Linked DNA regions of Homo sapiens: region 1 is linked to region 2. A link is a loop called in an ENCODE intact Hi-C map of the cell type or tissue named here. Cell type or tissue: B cell. All regions are shown on one strand. Each heading gives the region's core, and the rest is flanking DNA. Links, peaks and the distances in the headings are about the cores only. Region 1 overlaps ADAM19 (ADAM metallopeptidase domain 19). Region 2 has its middle 13 kb from the start of THG1L.

Evidence for each region. A loop is a pair of places that touch in the nucleus more often than their neighbours do. Peaks named below come from ENCODE experiments on the same cell type or tissue, not always from the same donor. Only the 100,000 strongest peaks of a DNase experiment are listed, where the experiment ranks them.
Region 1: a loop joins it to region 2, with 13 times the contacts of the local background. A loop is called at or near these places in 4 of 110 quality-filtered maps.

What each region holds. Positions count from the first base shown.
Region 1 is chr5:157,536,422-157,545,995 of GRCh38, reverse strand. ADAM19 (ADAM metallopeptidase domain 19) reads left to right here. Exons shown (of 23, transcript NM_033274.5): 4 at 8,005-8,083. Among named protein-coding and RNA genes, the nearest start is that of ADAM19, 35 kb to the left of the region's middle. RefSeq lists enhancers at 4,120-4,229, 4,390-4,449, 4,860-4,959, 5,100-5,219. In B cell, for the core only: no CTCF peak of the experiment used is centred there; DNase peaks (open chromatin) are centred at 4,155 and 5,025; H3K4me3 peaks cover 1,618 bases; H3K27ac peaks cover 7,233 bases.
Region 2 is chr5:157,713,319-157,722,892 of GRCh38, reverse strand. No RefSeq gene overlaps it. Among named protein-coding and RNA genes, the nearest start is that of THG1L, 13 kb to the left of the region's middle. In B cell, for the core only: CTCF peaks have their summits at 4,019 and 4,219; a DNase peak (open chromatin) is centred at 4,202; H3K27ac peaks cover 648 bases.

The DNA.
Region 1 (9,574 bases), core at 846-8,845, 180 kb after region 2:
CTTGCAGGTGCAGGGCCTGCAAGGCCTGATGCTCAGAAAGGTGCTGCGTCTTGATCAAGGACCCCCAGCAAATAGTGACGAAATCAAGCTGTGAGAAACTCTGGCCTCCTGATGCCAGGTGGCCTGCAGTTTGTACCACATTACACTGCTTAATATGCAGTTATTCATGAGATTGCATGAAGAGCCTTTCTCTCTGCCTACTGGGTGTGTCTGGATGGCCCAACTCTTGGCTTGTCTACCACTGACATTTAGCTTACTCTAGTTTATTGAAATGATGGGTTTAGAAACAAAAACTGTGTGATGCTGGGCAAGTTGCTTTTGCTTTTTTTCAGATTCTTCATCTGTAAAAGTGGAGGTCAGGGTTGGGCAGAGAGGGTGGTATATAAATAATGTTTCATTGCGGTAGACTCTGTAACTTACACACTAACCCTCGCTTCTCCTAAACAATCTTTTTGGAAAGGATATGGGGCAACGCATAGAATGAGGGAAAAGTTGAAAAACTAAGGTTTGGAAAGGTTGAGATCCTAGAATGAATAGACGGTCCCTTCATGTACTATCATCTTGAAATTCTGAGATGAGATCTGACTGTCCAGGCATATCATGAAGCATTCATTTGGCCAGGCAAGGGCAGGGATCTTGACCAACTCCAGGTGCCCTAGTCAGCAATGCAACGAGAGGGGAGTATTTCTTTAAATGCAAGTTGGGCCACTGTTTATCTCAAGAAGGTGGCATGGATGCTGGGCAGGCTCTGACAATAGGTATCCACTATGATCTATGAGGGCTTTCCAAGTTCTGACATCCTTGACTTATGCTTTGGGTGCGGTCTGTGTCTTAGTATGCTAAGAAACATTGGGCAAGTTTATGAAAGTTACTGGGATATTTAATCAGAGCTTAAAAAGGGCTAAGCACCTACATTTAGCAGGCTGGTTTGTGGTCCTCACCTACCTGTTTTATGTTTGTTTGTTAGTTTCAGGGAGTGGTCCGCTTATTCCCTTTTTTCTAAGCATATTCTCACAGCTCCAGTGATCTCAGAGGGTCCTTCTCTTCATTTCCCCTGTGTCTTATCCACACCGTTTTTCTTTATGATATGGCAGTTTCCTCATACCCTCTTACATTCGTCTTTCCCTTCAGGTTTTCTGTGGTATCGGCTAATCTGATCAACACTGTGGTTATTTACCAAAAACTGGTTGCTAGAGAAGTTGTTCCTACTCACCATTTTCGCTTTTAGATTTTTCTCAGAAATTCTAAAGGTAGCACCTCATTTCCCCGAACTGTTCTTATCTAATTCCAACAAATACACATAATGGGCTATTCGGGACACTGGAAAACAAATTTGTGAACTCTTCTTGGGTGAGCCATTTTGAGGGCCCCGCAGGTCCCTGCCAGTTAAGTTGTCTGATCTCAAGAAGTCAGCTCTATTTGTGCAGAGAGGTTACCCATCTTCACAGAGGCAGCCACGAGGGAGGCCTGAAGAGGATTAAGTAAAGACCCTGCTGGCCAAAGGAGTCAGTGGTGCTCATCCAAACATCCTTTGGTATATAATGTAAAAGCAAAACACAGGACCAGAAACTGGTCGGAAGGGTGCCAGGTCTTGTGCGGACTGGGAGAAGATGTCGTGGGAAGTGGTTGGTGAAAGGGAGTGTTGACTTAACGCATTGTTTGGAAACTTCCTTAATAGGAAGTTAAAGAAAACATACTGAGTAGCATTGGCCTTTTGCCAGGCTTCTGGATGGCGCCATTTTTGCCTTCGGAGTGTTGCTTCCAAAGCTGGTCCTCTGGCAACGATGGTGCTTATTCAAGGGAGTCCCTGGGATAGGAGGAGGTCCCAATTTTTTACTCTAGGAGCAACCTCCAAAGTTCCCCCTTCCTTCGCCTTTCTGTTCCCTCATAAAGGAATGTGTCTGCTTGCAGCCCCCTGGACTCATCAGTCCCTTATTTGGCTTTAGGGCCATGCCTTTGGCACGTTGGTTTGTTTCCATTCCTTTGGAGTCAGAGGTGGAATGAGTACTGATGTAGAAATCTTGGTTCTGAAGCAGCTCTGGCTGTCTCTTCCCTGCTTTTCTTTCAGCATCTTAGAAAACAAAACAATACTCACTGAATTTATTTTGTCCCAAATCTAGACTAGTGCAGGCCATGACATTAGAATAGCACTCTGCTTTTCAGAGACACTTTCCAGTACCTGTCTGTCCTGGGCATTGCCATTTCTGCTTGATAGAAAGGGAAACTGAGGCTGAGTAGTTTGTGACTTGCACCGTATCACCTAGCCAGTTAAAAAATATTGTCAAAATTTACAAACCCAGAAGGAGAGAGACTAGTATTATAAACCTCAGATGCCCATTACCTAGATTTAACAATGATCAAGATTTTGCCACGTGTATATATAGCTAGTGCTGGAGAAAATGATAGCAATATTTGTAAAGCACAAATACTTTCTACTTTACAAATAATTCTTTCACATTTGTTCATATGATCTTCCTATATGCCAGGCACTATTCTAACATCTTACAGGGGCACTGTGAAGTAGATTTTGTCATTCTCCTCATTTTATGATGAGAAACCATAGGCACGGAGAAGTTACTGACCAGTCTGAATTCACACGACTTATAAGAGCTAGGATTTGAATGTATTTTCTCATTTGATCCTCAGCATCGCTGTGATACTGATGGTGATTATTAGTCTGTTCATTTTGCAGTCTAGAAAATGGAGGGGGTTTATGTGGCTCACGTGAAAACAATTTTTATACAAATACATAGTGAGCACTTCTCGAAGTTTTATTTATCTAATTAATGGGCTAACCAGCAAGATGATAAAACTGGTTTAAAATTGGATAAGGGAAACTAAGACGTATTTGTGTGGCGGTGTGTGTGTATTTAATAGTGAAAAAAGGAATGCTGAGATAAGATTGCTAAATTAGACACAAAACTAGTTAATATCCTAGGGGCTGTAAAATCATAACCTTTGGGGTTATCTTTTCTACTAGATGGAAATATTTGCATTTCTGTTGTATCTTATTAAGTTTTTACAAGTTAACATCTGATTTTACAGAGTGGAACAAGGGCTGTCCTAATTAATTGTAAATAGTACATCTTTCAAAGCCACACTCTTCCCATAAAGTCCAGAGAACCGTAGACAGGCCTCTGAGAGTCTAAGGCTTGGCTGTGCTCCCTTAGTGTTTTTTAATTTAATGTTTTGAGACAGAATCTGGCTCTGTCACTCAGGCTGGAGTGCAGTGGTGCAATGTCAGCTTACTGCAGCTTCCGCCTCCCGAGTTCAAGCGATTCTCCTGCCTCAGCCTCCTGAGTAGCTGGGATTACAGGTGCGCGCCACCACACCTGGCTATTTTTTTTTGTAGAGACGGGCTTTCGCCCTGTTGTCCAGGCTGGTCTGGAACTCCTGGCCTCGTGTGATCCACCTGCCTCGGCCTCCCAAAGTCCTGGGATTAGAGGCGTGAGCCATTGCACCCAGCCCTGGCTGTACGCTTGTGTGACATTGAGAGGAACCATAGTCATCTTTTGCTTCATTTCCAGGCTTTGGAAGGGCAGTTGCCTAGTGCAGCTGCTGCTTAAACCAAAGCATTCCGACTTTCCCTCTATGCTGGGTTAGCACCATCTTTAGACTTTTGGAAGGTGATTAGGAGGCTAGAAATAAAAAAAAGAATTAAAAATGTTAAAATTGCTCAAATGGAGTAGAATAATTCCCAGAACCCGAAAACATAAATCACCTGAAAAAAAAAAAACTATTAAAAATACAGATTTCTTAATCCTTCCCTAGAAAAGGGAGGGGATTGTGTATTTTTGAACAGTCTTTCCAGGTGTTGTGCAGTTGTTGGGCTAAGTCGCATGGTGAGAACATTATTACTAACATAGGCAGGATGAAGACCCTCCAGGTGAAATAAGAGAGACCAGAAAAGTGGACCTCCCAAGGCATCATCAGGGTATAAATGCCTGGAGACTCTTGGAAGAATTAGATAGAGAAAGGCCCAGAGAAAGGAGGTGTCAGCAAAACTTGCTACTGAGATGAGCAGAGTGATGCTCGCCTATGCTGAGCTCGTCTGCAGAGGGTGTTTTTCAAGGTAAATGGGAAATTGTTATCACTTTATCTTCACTGGTTTGCTTATCTGAAGCAGGAGGAAGAAGGTTTGAGCTCCCAGAAGATGTTTTGCAAATTCATTTTAGTGTCACTGCTCCTTCCTCTCTAGAGGGTGGTTTAGCCTAGAGAGGCATTTGAAATTTGTCTGACGATAAATAGAACTTAAAGGAATTGTCCTGAGTTTGAAGCTTCTGAGCCTTAGGAAAGACGGGTCTGAGCTGTTTTCAGGCTGCAGTGTACTTTCAGGGCCTGGCTGCTTGTACAGGTTCCAGTTCTTCTTCCCTAGAGAGTGACCTAATGTTTTATGTCCGGTATTTGGGGGTAGCTTATTTTCCTAGGTGGGAGTCTGAAGATGCAGGTTTTGCTCAGGGACTTTGGAATCTAAATGACCCAGATTTTGCTCAACTCTAGTGCTGGCTATTATTATGATGGTGCCGAGACATGGCAGAGTGTCCTACTGATTTCTGCCTGTCCGTGGGCTCCTGAGCACAGAGCAGACAGAGCAGGGGGCAGCAGGGTAGAACAGAAATTGCTTTTCTTTTAAAGCTAGAAAAAAGGAGTGGGCGGAATGGGAAATCTTGCACAGTCCTTTCTCTTCCTGGATGCACATCACTCACAAGTCGTTTCCTGAAAATCCTAATGCAATCCAATGGTGAGAGACGGCTTCCTGCCGGTCTGCTGAGCCAGCCCCTCGTCAGGGAGGAGATGAGAACAAGATGTGGTCAGAGAATGGGGCAGCTGGGCTGGGCCGGGCTGCTCAGTGACCATGTGCCCTCCTCTCTGTGGGACAGCAGCGTCCTTTGGTTCTGAGAGCAGCACCTGGACACATGGGCGTATGTGGACCTAGCTTGGGGGAGCTGCAGAGTTGTTCAAACAGATGGCTGGCCCTAACCCTAGAGTTTCTGTCTGATTCATGAGTCTGGGTGGAGCCTGGCAATTTGCATTTTTAACTAGTTTCTAGATGATGCTGATATTGCTGCTTCAGAAAGGGTGATTAGGTGGAAAATGAAAGCGGATTGTTTTATGTAGATTCAGAGGCCAGAATGAAGGCCTGTGGGTGCCAGTGACAGAGGTGTAGTTTTTAATCCGGAGTAAAACATTAAACTACTGTATGTGGTCAGAAATGGAGTGGGTAGTCTCAGGAGTAGCCTCTCCCTGGAGGTGTCCAGTGGTGAATAGCCATTTGGCAGATTCCTACACGAGATAAAAGGTTCATTCATTCGTTTGCGAGTTTATTCACTCATTCACAGAATGCACATGTACTGCCTGCTTGCTAGGTGCTGGGGGCCGGGGAGAAGACTTCAAAGACACAAGGTCCCTGTTTTTGGGGAGCTCACAGTGTAATTGGGGTTTGACTACATGATTTCTAGGGTTCCTTTCAGTGCTGAGGGTCAGAGAGGCCTGTGATGATGGGGTAATGTCACTGGGTGAATGATTTCTCCCCCCTTGCTAAGTCTCAGAAGAGGCTGAGAATATTTTTACCAGGAGTGCATTTTCTGTGGGAAAATTCACACTTCCCCACTGGCACCTGGAATGAACTATTAAACTCTGAACTCCTGACCAGCTGTACATGGCGCAGTCTGTGAAAGCAAACCCAGGAAATGGGCTGCAGGAATGAGCACATTGCGTTTTACCACCTCTCTTAAGTGATGTACTGGAGAGTTCATGGCTGGGGAAAGTTAGAGAGAGAAACTTTCTGGGTTCTTCTGTCATAATCCCTGTTGAAAGCAATAATGATTATCACTAACTTTTACCCAGCTCCACTTTGTGCCAGGCATGGCATTAAGTCTGCTACATTTATTATGTTGTTTGATCCTCATCACAGCCCTATCAAATGAGTATATCATCCTCTTTTTTGTGTAAGAGGAAACAAAGGTTCAGAGACATACATGTACTTGTTCACGGCCGTAGAGGCAGTGAATGTCAGAGCTGGAATCAAAACTTCAGTTTTCCAGTCTCCAGACCATGCTCTAAGCTGCTAGTACACTGAACTACTCATCCATCCATTCATTCGGTAACTAGTTAAGTGGTTTTCTCATTGAACAAATGTTAAGCACTGACATAAACCAGTGAGCAAAACTGCTTGGCCTCTGCCCTCATGAGGCTTACAGCTTTTCTCCCTCAGGCAAATGGGTGACTCCTCCCTCAAATCTTGGACTAGTTAGATGCTAAGGAGAAAGAGAAAGGACTGGGAGACAGATTCTGGCAGGTTAGCCACTGACCCAAAGTTTCCATGTGAATGAGAATTTCTCTTCACAAAGCTGGGGTTTGTGCTTTGCTTTATTTTTACATTTTCCTGTTGGGCTTCTTTTCTTCTTGTCCAAGGCGAGAAGTTGAAGGCCTTGACATAGTACAGGAGACAATTCTTGTGGCATTTGCCTTCTGACCACACACTGGGGATGGAGGGAAATCTGAGCGATCCCAGAACTTAGAGCTGGAAGTGACTCTAGAGGAATTCTAGAGACCCTCTGCGATGACCCTCTCTTGCTGGGAAATGTCACCTCTTTCAAAACCTGGGTTATCCCTGCAGATTCCTTTGGCTTTCTGTGCTGGCCTCAGCCTACATTTTCTTCTTTTTAAGAGCAGTTTTAAATTAAAATTTCAGTTTTCAAAACACCTCTCTGACAGTTAATTTAAAAGTCAACCAACTTCAGAAATATGCAACTTATATTGTAAACATCTTCTGCAACCCCTGAGATAATCACCATCAACAAAGGGCATTTGTTTCTCTCTCTCTTTTTTTTTTTTTTTTTGAGACAGAGTCTCGCTCTTGTCACCTAGGCTGGAGTGCAATGACGTGATCTCGGCTCGCTGCAACCTCCACCCCCCAGGTTCAAGCAGTTCTCCTGCCTCAGCCTCCCAGCTAGGCACCTGCTACCACACCTGGCTAATTTTTGTAATTTTAGTAGAGATGGGGTTTCACCATGTTAACCAGGCTGGTCTTGAACTCCTGACCTCAGGTGATCTGCCCACCTCAGTCTCCCAAAGTGCTGGGATTACAGGTGTGAGCCACCACACCTGGCTGACCTTGACTTTCTGTAGATCAATTCTGCCTTTAATGTGGCTGAACTATTAATAGTTGAAACATCCATTTGACTCTTATATTTTTCTTTTAATTTTTAGAGAAAATTCTAAGAACATTTCTTGAAGTTGCCTGGCCTTTGGTGAGGGGATTCTTAACCTGTACTTCAAGGGGTCTGTGGTGAGAGAAACCAATGTCCAAGTTTAGAAAAGAAAAAAAGGAATTTATTGGAAGAGTAACATAGAATTACCAGGTCTCAGGAAATCGGAACCACTAAGTGTCCGAAAGGGCAGGCAACGGAAGCTTAGGGAACCCTTGTAGCAGGAACAGAAGAACAGATGCATTGCTTCCATCTGTTCAGACCTGGCAGTATCTCTCCACTGGCTTCGCTTGAAATACAGGTCACCCCTTGGCCAGGGCCAAGTAGGACACCTTGATTGACAATCTCACCAAAATATGCATCAGGGAAGAGTTATTCCCTTAAAGAAAAATTGGTCTGCTGATACTAAAAATTGGTAGATCCAGTGCTGGAAAAATCAACCACGGTACACAACAGGGTTCATAGGCCCCGGGAAATTTTGCATGTGTTTGCATGTCTGTTTTCCCAGGACCCAGACAAATATTAAGATCATTGCTTTAGTTCTGTCAATTCCATCTAGTTGGAGTGATGTTCCCATAGTGATGATAAATTATATTTAATTTACATTAAATATAAAATTAATAACAAACTTATGGTTTTCCTTTTTGTTCCTTAGCCCCTTGTGGCTGCCTAGTTTCTTTTGTATGGAGATGCTTGGGATAGTCCTGCCTGGTTCAGTTAAAATCACTCGTTGTTGCTAGGAGGGTGGAGTTCATCCACTTATGATATAAATGTCTCTTTTTATTTTTTGCAGGCAACTTTTTGCTCCTTCCTACACAGAAACCCATTATACTTCAAGTGGTAACCCTCAAACCACCACACGGAAATTGGAGGTGAGTTCAGGTCAACAAATGTCTATCCAGCAGCTGTCCTCTCCCAGCCCTACTCCTAGGACCTCAGGAGATGCCTGATGGAGTTGGTCTCTCCTCTGAAGGGAGTGTTTCCCCCAAGCGAAGACCAAGGGAGCAAACGAGAAGCAAAACATGTATTTGATGTTCATAGGTGCTCCTCCTCCTTTGCTGACTACAATGGCTAAAGAAACATAGACTATTTTAGGGTAATTGCATCTAATTACAATTGATGCAAATTACTGTGAAATATACATGTTCTTTGCTTTATGTTAATTACCCACATGTTAACAAAAGTTTTAGTAAAAGGAGTGACTTACTCATAATCCTGTCGTCTCATCCAATTAGATGTTTGATTAGTCCTTTTTAAATGGATGTATAACATTTACAGAGTTGTAATCACTGTGCATATACATTTTGTAGTCTGCTATTTTAATGTGATTTTTAAGTTATGAATATTTTATTTTGCTTCTATATTCATATTGGACATTTTTTCCCTCAAAGTTGTTTTTGAGTAGGGATGTTTACGCAATGTCAAAGATCTTTCATTTAGAAAATGGTCTTTCAGATGGTTACATGTCAGTTTGCTTTGCCACACTCCACTGGTAGACATTTAAAGTAGTGAATGATACACATTTCATGGTGGCTAGCTCTTCTTACAGGGATGCCTATTGGAATTTGTAGGCTCAGAACGTTGATTCTCAACCAGGAGAACCAATGGCGTTGCCCCGACCCCGAGGGACACCTGGCAATGTTTGCAGGCAATTTTTATTGCCGTGACTGGCAGGGAGGATCTACTGGCATCTACATTCTATAATGCATAGGACAGACCCACCACTCCCCCACAACAGAATTATCCAGCTCCAAATATCCATAGTGCCCAAGTTGAGAAACCCTGGATTCGAATGACCATTCTCAAAGTCTGGGCTGGTGAGATGGGGGTGAAGAAGGGAAGACGCACACTGGCAGGAGCAGCAGTGGCCTTTGCCTTTGGGGCAGGACATAATGGACTACTGAGGCACACAGACTGGGAGTTGTGGTGTGGAGAACAGCAGGAGAGGTCCCTCTGCATCAGGACTCCTTCAGCAGCTTCTCATGGAACCTGAGTGTTCTACCAGGCCCATTCTTTAAAATATCCCTGCTGGAGTGCAAGTGTCCAGCAAGATAACACTGGCCACTATCAGTCATTAACAGCTCAGATTAGTTCGCCAGATTACCCCTGGATGGGGAAAGGGACACAGGACAGGTAATTTTGTGTGTGTGTGTGTGTGTGACAGAGTTTCACTCTGTAACCTAGGCTGGAGTGCAGTGGTGCGATCTTGGCTCACTGCAACCTCCGCCTCTTGGGTTCAGGCAATTCTCCTGTCTCAGCCTCCCCAGTAGGTGGGATTACAGGCATGCATCACCACACTTGGCTAATTTTTGTATTTTTAGTAGAGACAGGGTTTCACCATGTTGGCCAAGCTATTCTCGAAC
Region 2 (9,574 bases), core at 743-8,742:
CATTTGCTTGTCTGTAAAGGATTTTATTTCTCCTTCACTTATGAAGCTTAGTTTGGCTGGATATGAAATTCTGGGTTGAAAATTCTTTTCTTTAAGAATGTTGAATATTGGCCCCCACTCTTTTCTGGCTTGTAGGGTTTCTGCTGAGAGATGTGCTGTTAATCTGATGGGCTTCCCTTTGTGGGTAACCTGACCTTTCTCTCTGGCTGCCCTTAACATTTTTTCCTTCATTTCAACCTTGGTGAATCTGACAATTACGTGTCTTGGGGTTGTTCTTCTCGAGGAGTATCTTTGTGCTGTTCTCCGTATTTCCTGAATTTGAATGTTGGCCTGCTTTGCTAGGTTGGGGAAGTTCTCCTGGATAATATCCTGAAGAGCGTTTTCCAACTTGGTTCCATTCTCCCCATCACTTTCAGGTACACCAATCAAACGTGGATTTGGTCTTTTCACATAGTCCCATATTTCTCAGAGGCTTTGTACATTTCTTTTTACTTTTTTCCTCTAATCTTGTATGCTCACTTTATTTCATTAATTTGATCTTCAGTCGCTGATATCTTTTCTTCCACTTGATCGAATCAGCTATTGAAGCTTGTGCATGCATCACGAAGTTCTCGTGCCATGGTTTCCAGCTCCATCAGGTCATTTAATATCTTCTTTACACTGTTTATTCTAGTTAGCCATTTGTCTAACCTTTTTTCAAGGTTTTTAGCTTCCTTGCAATGGATTAGAACATGCTCCTTTAGCTCAGAGATGTTTGTTATTACCGACCTTCTGAAGCCTACTTCTGTCAACTCATCAAAGTCATTCTCCATCCAGCTTTGTTCTATTGCTAGCAAGGAGCTGCGATCCTGTGGAGGAGAAGAGGCACTCTGGTTTTAGAATTTTCAGCTTTTCTGCTCTGGTTTCTCCCCATCTTTGTGGTTTTATCTACCTTTGGTCTTTGATGTTGGTGATCTACAGATGGGGTTTTTGGTGTGGATGTCCTTTTTGTTGATGTTGATGTTATTCCTTTCTGTTTGTTAGTTTTCCTTCTAACAGTTAGGTCCCTCAGCTGTAGGTCTGTTGGAGTTTGCTGGAGGGCCACTCCAGACCCTGTTTGCCTGGATATCACCAGTGGAGGCTGCAGAACAGCAAATATTACAGAACAGCAAATATTGCTGCCTGATCCTTCCTCTGGAAGCTTCGTCCCAGAGGGTCACCCACCTGTATGAGTAGTCTGTCGACCCCTACTGGGAGGTGTCTCCCAGTTAGGCTACATGGGCGTCATGGACCCATTCAAGGAGGCAGTCTGTCTGTTCTCAGAACTCAAACACTGTGCTGGGAGAACCACTGCTCTCTTCAGAGCTGTCAGACAGGGATGTTTAAGTCTGAAGAATTTTCTGCTGCCTTTTTTTCAGCTATGCCCAGCCCACAGAGGTGGAGTTCTATAGAGGCAGTAGGCCTTGCTGAGCTGTGGTGGGCTCCACCCAGTTCGAGCATCCAGGCCACTTTGTTTACCTACTCAAGCCTCAGCAATAGCGGACGCCCCTCCCTGCACCAGGCTCCAGCCTGGCAGGTGGATCTCAGACTGCTGCGCTAGCAGTGAGCAAGGCTCCATGGGGGTGGGACCCACTGAGCCAGGCACGGGAGAGAATCTCCTGGTCTGCCAGCTGCTAAGACCATGGGAAGAGCCCAGTATTTGGGCGGGAGTGTCCTGTTTTTCCAGGTACAGTCTATCATGACTTCCCTTGGCTAGGAAAGGGAAATCCCCTGACCCCTTCTGCTTCCCATGTGAGGTGACGCCCCACCCTGCTTCGGCTCTCCCTCTGTAGGCTGCACCCACTGTCCAACCAGTCCCAAAGAGATGAACCAGGTACCTTAGTGGGAAATCACTCGTCTTCTGCGTCAATCACACTGGGAGCTGCAGACCAGAGCTGTTCCTATTCAGCCATCTTGGAACAGACCTCCCATGGTAGCATCTTTAAACTGAAATATTGGACAGAGAGTTTCCATTGCTGTAGTATTTTGCTTAATTATTATCTTTATAGCAGGGATAATAGTTGACAAAAAGGAAGCATGAAAGTTTTACCATCACTGAGTCTGCTAGGCCTTTTTTGGGGTTTAGTAATGCAGTTTTAAATGAAACATGCTGCTTTTGGATTAACACCGCTAGTAAAGTAGAGGAAAATCTACAGGTACTTAAAAATCAAATCAGCTGGGCATGGCAGCTCATGCCTGTAATCCCAGCACTTTGGGAGGCTGAGGCAGGCAGATGACCTGAGGTCAGGAGTTCGAGACCAGCCTGGCCAACATGGTGAATTCCTGTTTCTACTAAAAGTACAAAAAATTAGCCGGGCATGGTGGCACGCACCTGTAATCCCAGCTACTCAGGAGGCTGAGGCAGGAGAATTGTTTGAACTCGGGAGGCGTAGATTGCAGTGAGCCGAGATCACACCATTGCACTCCAGCCTGGGCAACAACAGCAAAACTCCATCTCAGAAAAAAAAAAAATCAAATCATAATTATTGACAGGCTCAGGAAAAATGACAGCTTCAGCTCTGAGTGGCTACAATCCCTTTTTAATAAATTCCAGTCTTCTTTATGGAATTGGTTAACCCCTTTTTTAAGCACTCTCTTGCTTATATGTCTTGTATTGATATTTGGAGCCTATATACTCAATACTATAACTCAAATTGTTTCTTCTCACCTAGAAGCAATCAAACTCCAAACGGTGCTGTAAACTGAAACACACATGGAGATGCCATTCTTCTGAGGACCCTTAGATCCACCCCAGGAGGAGCCCTAGCTGCTGTTCCCCCATGTGACTCCCCTTTTCAGCAGAAAGTAGCCAGAAAGAACCATAACCCAAAACCCTCTAACAGCAGTTAGTGTGGCATCTCCATAGCGGGGAATGTTGTAGGAAGAGAGGTCCTTGGGAAGTTTTCTTTTTTTCTTTTTTTTTTGAGACAGAGTCTCACTCTGTTGCCCAGGCTGGAGTGCAGTGGCGCAATCTCGGCTCACTGCAAGCTCCGCCTCTCAGGTTCACCCCATTCTCCTGGCCCAGCCTCCTGAGTAGCTGGGACTACGGGTGCCCACCACCACACCCGGCTAATTTTTTTTTTTTTTTTTTGTATTTTTAGTAAAGACGGGGTTTCACTGTGTTAGCCAGGATGGTCTCTATCTCCTGACCTCGTGATCCTCCCGCCTCGGCTTCCCAAAGTGCTGGGATTACAGGCGTGAGCCACCGTGCCTGGCCAAGGGAAGCTTTTGTTTTTTAAAGCATCTCTGGAAAAGTTTCTCTTAAATCCCTGGCTCTTAGCAGCAGCCCACCAACCTTTGATATGCAAATACTGACCATTAGAAAGTGGGCCCACCCAAACATGGAGATTCCTGTGGCCTTCCTGCCCTTTCCCCACATGTTCCTGGCAACATGGCCACCTCCAAATATCCCCAGGAGTGTAGAACATCATGGCGCCCTACATTTGCATATTAAAAGGCTAGGGTGGGAGGGTCAGCTTTTTTACAGGCTACGTGAATGTCATGCCTAGTCAAACCAATCCCTTGAGCCCTGTGCAAATCAAACACCACCTCCAGCCTCTGCATATATACCTGGCTGGTGTCCCTGCCAGGTGGGGACCTCCTCTTTCAGCTTTGGAGCCCCCATCCCTGTGTCTCTGTATGGGGGAGCTTCTTTCTTCTGTCTTCTCCCTTCCTTCTTACCTATTAAACTCTCCGCTCCTTAAAAGCAAAAAAAAAAAAAAGAAAGAAAGAAAAAACAGGGTTTCCCCATGTTAACCAGGCCGGTCTCCAACTTGTGGGCTCAAGCTATCCGCATGCCAAAGCGCTGGGATTACAGGTGTGAGCCACTATGCCCGGCCCTGAATTCATGATTTTTAAAAATGTATTTTCCAGGCCCAGTGCGGCGGCTCATGCCTGTAACCTCAGCACTTTGGGAGGCCAAGGCGGGCAGATTGCTTGAGGCCAGGAAATTGAGACCATCCTGGCCAATGTGGTGAAACTCTGAGCTAAAAATACAAAAATTAGCCTGGCATAGTGGGGCATGCTTGTAAATCCCAGCTGCTCGGGAGACTGAGGCATGAGAATCGGTTGAACCAGGGAGGAGGAGCTTGCAGTGAGTTGAGATCTCACCACTGCACTCCAGCCTGGGCGACAGATCCAGATAATGTCTCAAAAAAATAAAGTGTATTTCCCAGCTCTGTCCATTGGGTGGAGATAAAATGACACTCCAGAAGCAGTAAGCATCCAGATCTTAACTTCAAATTACCATTCCCCATGAAAATGAAAATAAACTCCTTGAAGAAATGGCTGGCTCCACATTGTGGCAGAGGAAATTCTAGGCGAGCCTGGGACACTGTGTTGTCCCAGAAAGGAAGGAAATGCTCAGACTAATGAGTGTATCTCAAAAAAGATGAGCCAGCTTAAAGGGGTTCCCACTGGCCAAATATGCGATAATTTGGGCATTGATAAAAATAATAACTATAATTGATTGCAATTGTATTGCAATTGTATTGATAGTGCCTGTAATCTTAGCTACTTGGGAGGCTGAGGCAGGATAATCGTTTGAACCCAGGAGGCAGAGGTTGCAGTGAGCCAAGATAGCACCATTGCACTCCAGCCTGGGTGACAAGAGCAAAACTCCATCTTAAAAAAACAAAACAAAACAAAAACACACACGCCAAAAGAACATAATCAGACATATTCAGGATGCAGGGTATTATGTAAGATCACTGACTTGGCTTCTTCAAAAGTAAATTTTATCAAGAAGAACAATATCTTTGAACATGTGTCCTAGGAGAAAAAAGGAAAATGAAAAAGGAGGAGAAACAGGGAAGAAAGAAAAGGTAAGTGGAGGGCTGGGCATGGTGGCTCACGCCTGTAATCCTAGCACTTCGGGAGGCCAAGGCGGGTGGATCACTTGAGGCCAGGAGTTGGAAACAAGCCTGGCCTTGATGGGGAAACCCTGTCTCCACTGAAAATATAAAAATTAGCCAGCTTGGTGGCTCATATCTGTAATCCCAGCTATTCAGGAGGCTGAGGGAGGAGAATTGCTTGAACCTGGGAGGCAGAGTTTGCAGCAAGCCAAGATTGTGCCACTGCACTCCAGCCTGGCCAACAGAGCAACACTGTCTCAAAAAAAAAAAAAAAAAAAAAAAAATAGAAAAGGTAAGTGGGGACTGTTCCAGAATAAGAGATTTAAGAGACATAACAACCAAATACAATGCAAAACTCTTGACTGGATACTGGCCTAAAAACCATTAAAAACAGCTCTAAATTCACTGGGGAAATCTGCAATTACAAACAACCCTAGGTTTTAGTGGTTTGTAAAACAAAAGTTTATTTCCTGTTCAAGTCACTTGTACTGCCAGTTGACTATGGTTATATTCCTGATAGCTGTTTTGATCCCTGTGTCTTACCCCAAAACCCAGGAAATGATTAGAAAAGCTTCTACACCGCACAATGTGCATCTTGCTGCTCACAATATGTTTGCTGAAGCAATATGGCCAAGCGCTAAGATTATAGGGGAAGAGTGTGTCATCTTCCCATAGAGAAGAGGAAAGTGAATACTTTTGAGTAATAATATAATCTATTGCCACTCTTTATTAGTGGATACTAGGGAATTTTAAATTTTACAGGTATGATAATGTAGTGTGTAAAAGACTAATCTTAGGAGACACACTAAGAAGTATTTAGGGATGAGATAGTAACAGTAAAAAAGTAGATTGGTAGTAAAAGCAAAAGTGGCAAACTGTTAACAACTATTGAATCTAGTGGTGGTTTTATGGGTATCCATTATATATTTTTTTAACTTTTCTACATGTTCTGGGTGGAATTGTGACTCTCCTAAAATATGTTGAAGTCCTAACCCATATATCTGTGGATGTAACTTTATGTGGAAGTAGGGTCTTTGCCCTATTGGCTACTGTAAGCAATTAAAATGGGGTCATTAGGATGTGCCTTTAGCCCACTATGACTGGTTTTCTTATAAGAAAACAGAGACACACACAGAGAGGAAGAATGGCACCTGAGGAAGGAAGCAGAGACTGGAGTGATGCATCTACAAGCCAAGAAAGGTCAAGGATTGTCCTTGACAAGGCTGAGGCAGGAGAATCCCTTGAGCTTGGTAGGTGGAGGTTGCAGTGAGCTGAGATGGTGCCACCGCACAGAGACAGGGTAAGTCTCTGTCTGAAAAATAATAATAATAATAATTGAGATCACAGATTTGGACTGCAGAAACTGAGCTTTAAATTATCAAAGTGACAGGAAGATTAGGAAATCTGCCAAATGTCCGTTAAGGATGAACCAGAATGATTTGACAGGGCATATTTGAATGAACTGATAGAATAAACATAATAGATCAATATTGAACTAAGATGAATCAGGAAACTGGTTATGGTAAAGATAACTGCCATTTTTTTGAGCACTCGCAAATTGCTATGTGATGCTGCATAAACCTTGTACAGGTCATCCTTTTTCATCCTCAGAATAATCCATTTTACAAATGAGAAAACAAACAGAGGCTTATAGGGATTAAAAGTCTGCACTTTTAGCCACAACACTCTCCTGCTCCAATAAAATAGTTAGCACATGCTATGTCCCTGGTGCTGTGTTAAGCACTCAGGATACATTTTCTAGACCCATCCTCTCAGCCGCCTTGTTGAGAAGCATTATTCTCCTTACTTATCAGATACCTACAAGAGATACAATAACTTCCTGCAGTACTATATATGGGAACCAGGGAAGCTGGGAGACTCATCCAGATCACTGTCTTTACAGGTGAATTCTACCTAGATCCTACCTACTCTCAGGGTTCTGACAGGTGGAGAAGATAAGACGATTATACTGCAAGGGAAAACATGGTGGGTGTCATAGAGTTCCCACAGACAAAGTACCATGAGAATCCCCAGGAAGAATGTTATTGAAGGGGAAAAGTAAACCCTAAATTTCTTTGAAACTCACAAACCCTTTTGTAAAATTCTGCACACAGGGAATATAAAATGGTGTAGCTGCTATGGAAAACAGTATAGCAGCTCCTCAAAAAATTAAATATAGGGCTGAGCATGGTGGCTCACACCTGTAAGTCCAGTGCTTTGGGAGGTCGTGTGTGGAAGACTACTTCAGCCCAGGAATTCAAGACCAGCCTGGGCAATATAGCAAGATCCCATCTCTAAAAAAAAAAAATTAAAAACAACCGCTGGGTGCGGTGGCTCATGTCTGTAATCCCAGCGCTTTGGGAGGCCGAGGCCAGCAGATCACGAGGTCAAGAGTTGGAGACCAGCCTGACAAACATAGTGAAACTCCGTCTCCACTAAAAATACAAAAATTAGCTGGGTGCAGTGGCGCATGCCTGTAATCCCAGCTACTCAGGAGGCTGGGGCAGGAGAATTGCTTGAACCCGGGAGGCGAAGGTGGCAGTGAGCCAATATCGCACCACTGCATTCCAGCCTGGGCGCCAGGGCAAGACTCCATCTCAAACAAACAAACAAACAAAAAATTGAATTACCATTGGTCCTGCAATTTCACTTCTGGGTACATAGCCAAAAGAATTGAAAACACAGTCTCAAAGAGATATTTGTACAGCCATGTTCATAGCAGCTTTATTCACAATAGCTAAAATGAAGAAGGAGCCTAAGTGTCTATTAATGGATGAGTGAATAAGCAAGATGTGGTATGCATACACAATGAAATATTATTCAGCCTTAACAAGGGATGAAATTCTGACACATGCTACCACATGAATGAATCTTGAGGACATTATGCTCCATGAAATAACCAAGTCACAAAAAGACAAATGCTGTGTGATTGCACTCATATGAGGTGCCTACAGTAGTCAAATTCATAGAGGCAGAAAGTACAATGGTGGTTGCCAAGGGGTTGGGGAGAAGGGAATAGGGAGGTGTTACTTGGTGGGTACAGAGTTTCTATTTTATAAGGTGAAAAGGGTTCTGCAGATTGGTTCATAACAATGTGAATGTAGTTAACACTACTGGATTGTATACTTAAAATGGTTAAGATGGTAAATTTTATATCCTGTGTATCTTAGCATAATTAAAAATAAATTAAAAATCTTCACACAACAGGTATTTATGACCTAACTGGACCTCTATTTTTATTTTATAAATTTTCTGTTACTTAGAAGATCACTTGCTCACTGCAGGCTGACACAAAGAAAAATAATTTCCTTTGGCATAGAAGTCATTTTTCATTTGACTTGATGCTGACTCATTTGGTTTGTGCTAAAAGCTGCATTATGTAAATGAAATTTACATAATGGATGGTGAAGAGGGGAAAGAAGAAGGAATAATTTGTGTCTAAAATCTCCTTTCTCCTCTGAACCACTCTAATCTAATTTCTGGCTTGGAGTAATGTATGTGATTCCAGGAATGACTGCCTAGGTCTGTCTTGGTTTTGAGGCAGATATAAGCATTAGGACATACCAGGATATACAAGGGTATAAAATTTAGAACTATTATTCCAGAATAAGTTTATGATTACAGGGAGTTATAATTATTATATTTGTCCTGCATTTTTTAGGCATTGCTTACATAGGTCAGGGTGAATGGATTTTATTTCTAAAGAGTCATTGATTGTGTGTCCTTAAAAGGACACGTTCAAGTTAACTACTCATTCTTTCTCTACTTAACAGGGGTTCCAGAAGTCAGAGGATGTGGTTGATGGAGGGCTTGGAAAAAGATGTTAGGAAAAGAGAAAGAGGAAATTAAATGTATGTTGCCTAGTCCCACTTGACCTTGTTCCATTTAATTCCACAAATGTTCTCATTCATTTAACAAGTATTTCTTGATTTATTTCTATGTACCATGCACCAAGGCTATCACGCAACAGCAAACAAGACAGCCATGCTGCCTGCCTGGTGGGGTACACGGTCAGTTGGGAAAGACAGACCTGATGACAATTGTGTGAAGTGTTGTGAATCAGGCTGGAGGCCTGGCGCTGGGGGCAGGTGTGGCTGGGGATAGTCCATGAAGTTTCCCCTGAGGAAGCAGTACTTAAATTGAGACCCAATAATGAGATCATAAGACAGCATGCTTACAGGTTTCTGGAATATTTGAATTGTAATGTTGGGTGAATGTTTTGCCACAACATTTTGCTTGTATAAGACTTTGGAAAGGAACCCTGAGTAGTGTGAATTTCTATATCATGGGTCAGCCAATGAATAAACACTGATTGAGCACCTTCAAAGTGTGAGGGCACTGGATGATGTGTGAGGTGTCTGGGCCAACTGAGAATCATTTTGATATTTCAGATATCCAGGACTGATTAAATGGAAGAGATAGACAAAAGACAAAAAAAAAAAAAAAGAACTTTTGTGTCCATAGGTACTGACTAGGAGGATATCATTGATAATAATTATACCTTCTGGACATAAGAAACTTATTCCAAACCATATTCTCATACGTTATTCATTTTTTTCCTCTCTCAATGAGTCTGTAGGGCAGGTAAGACAACAGTTTTCTCCATTTTATAAGAAAGGAAACAAATGTTGTGGGGATTAGTTAAGTGATTTGCCCAATGTCCCACAACCTTCCAAACTAGGATTAGAACCTAGGCCTTTTGA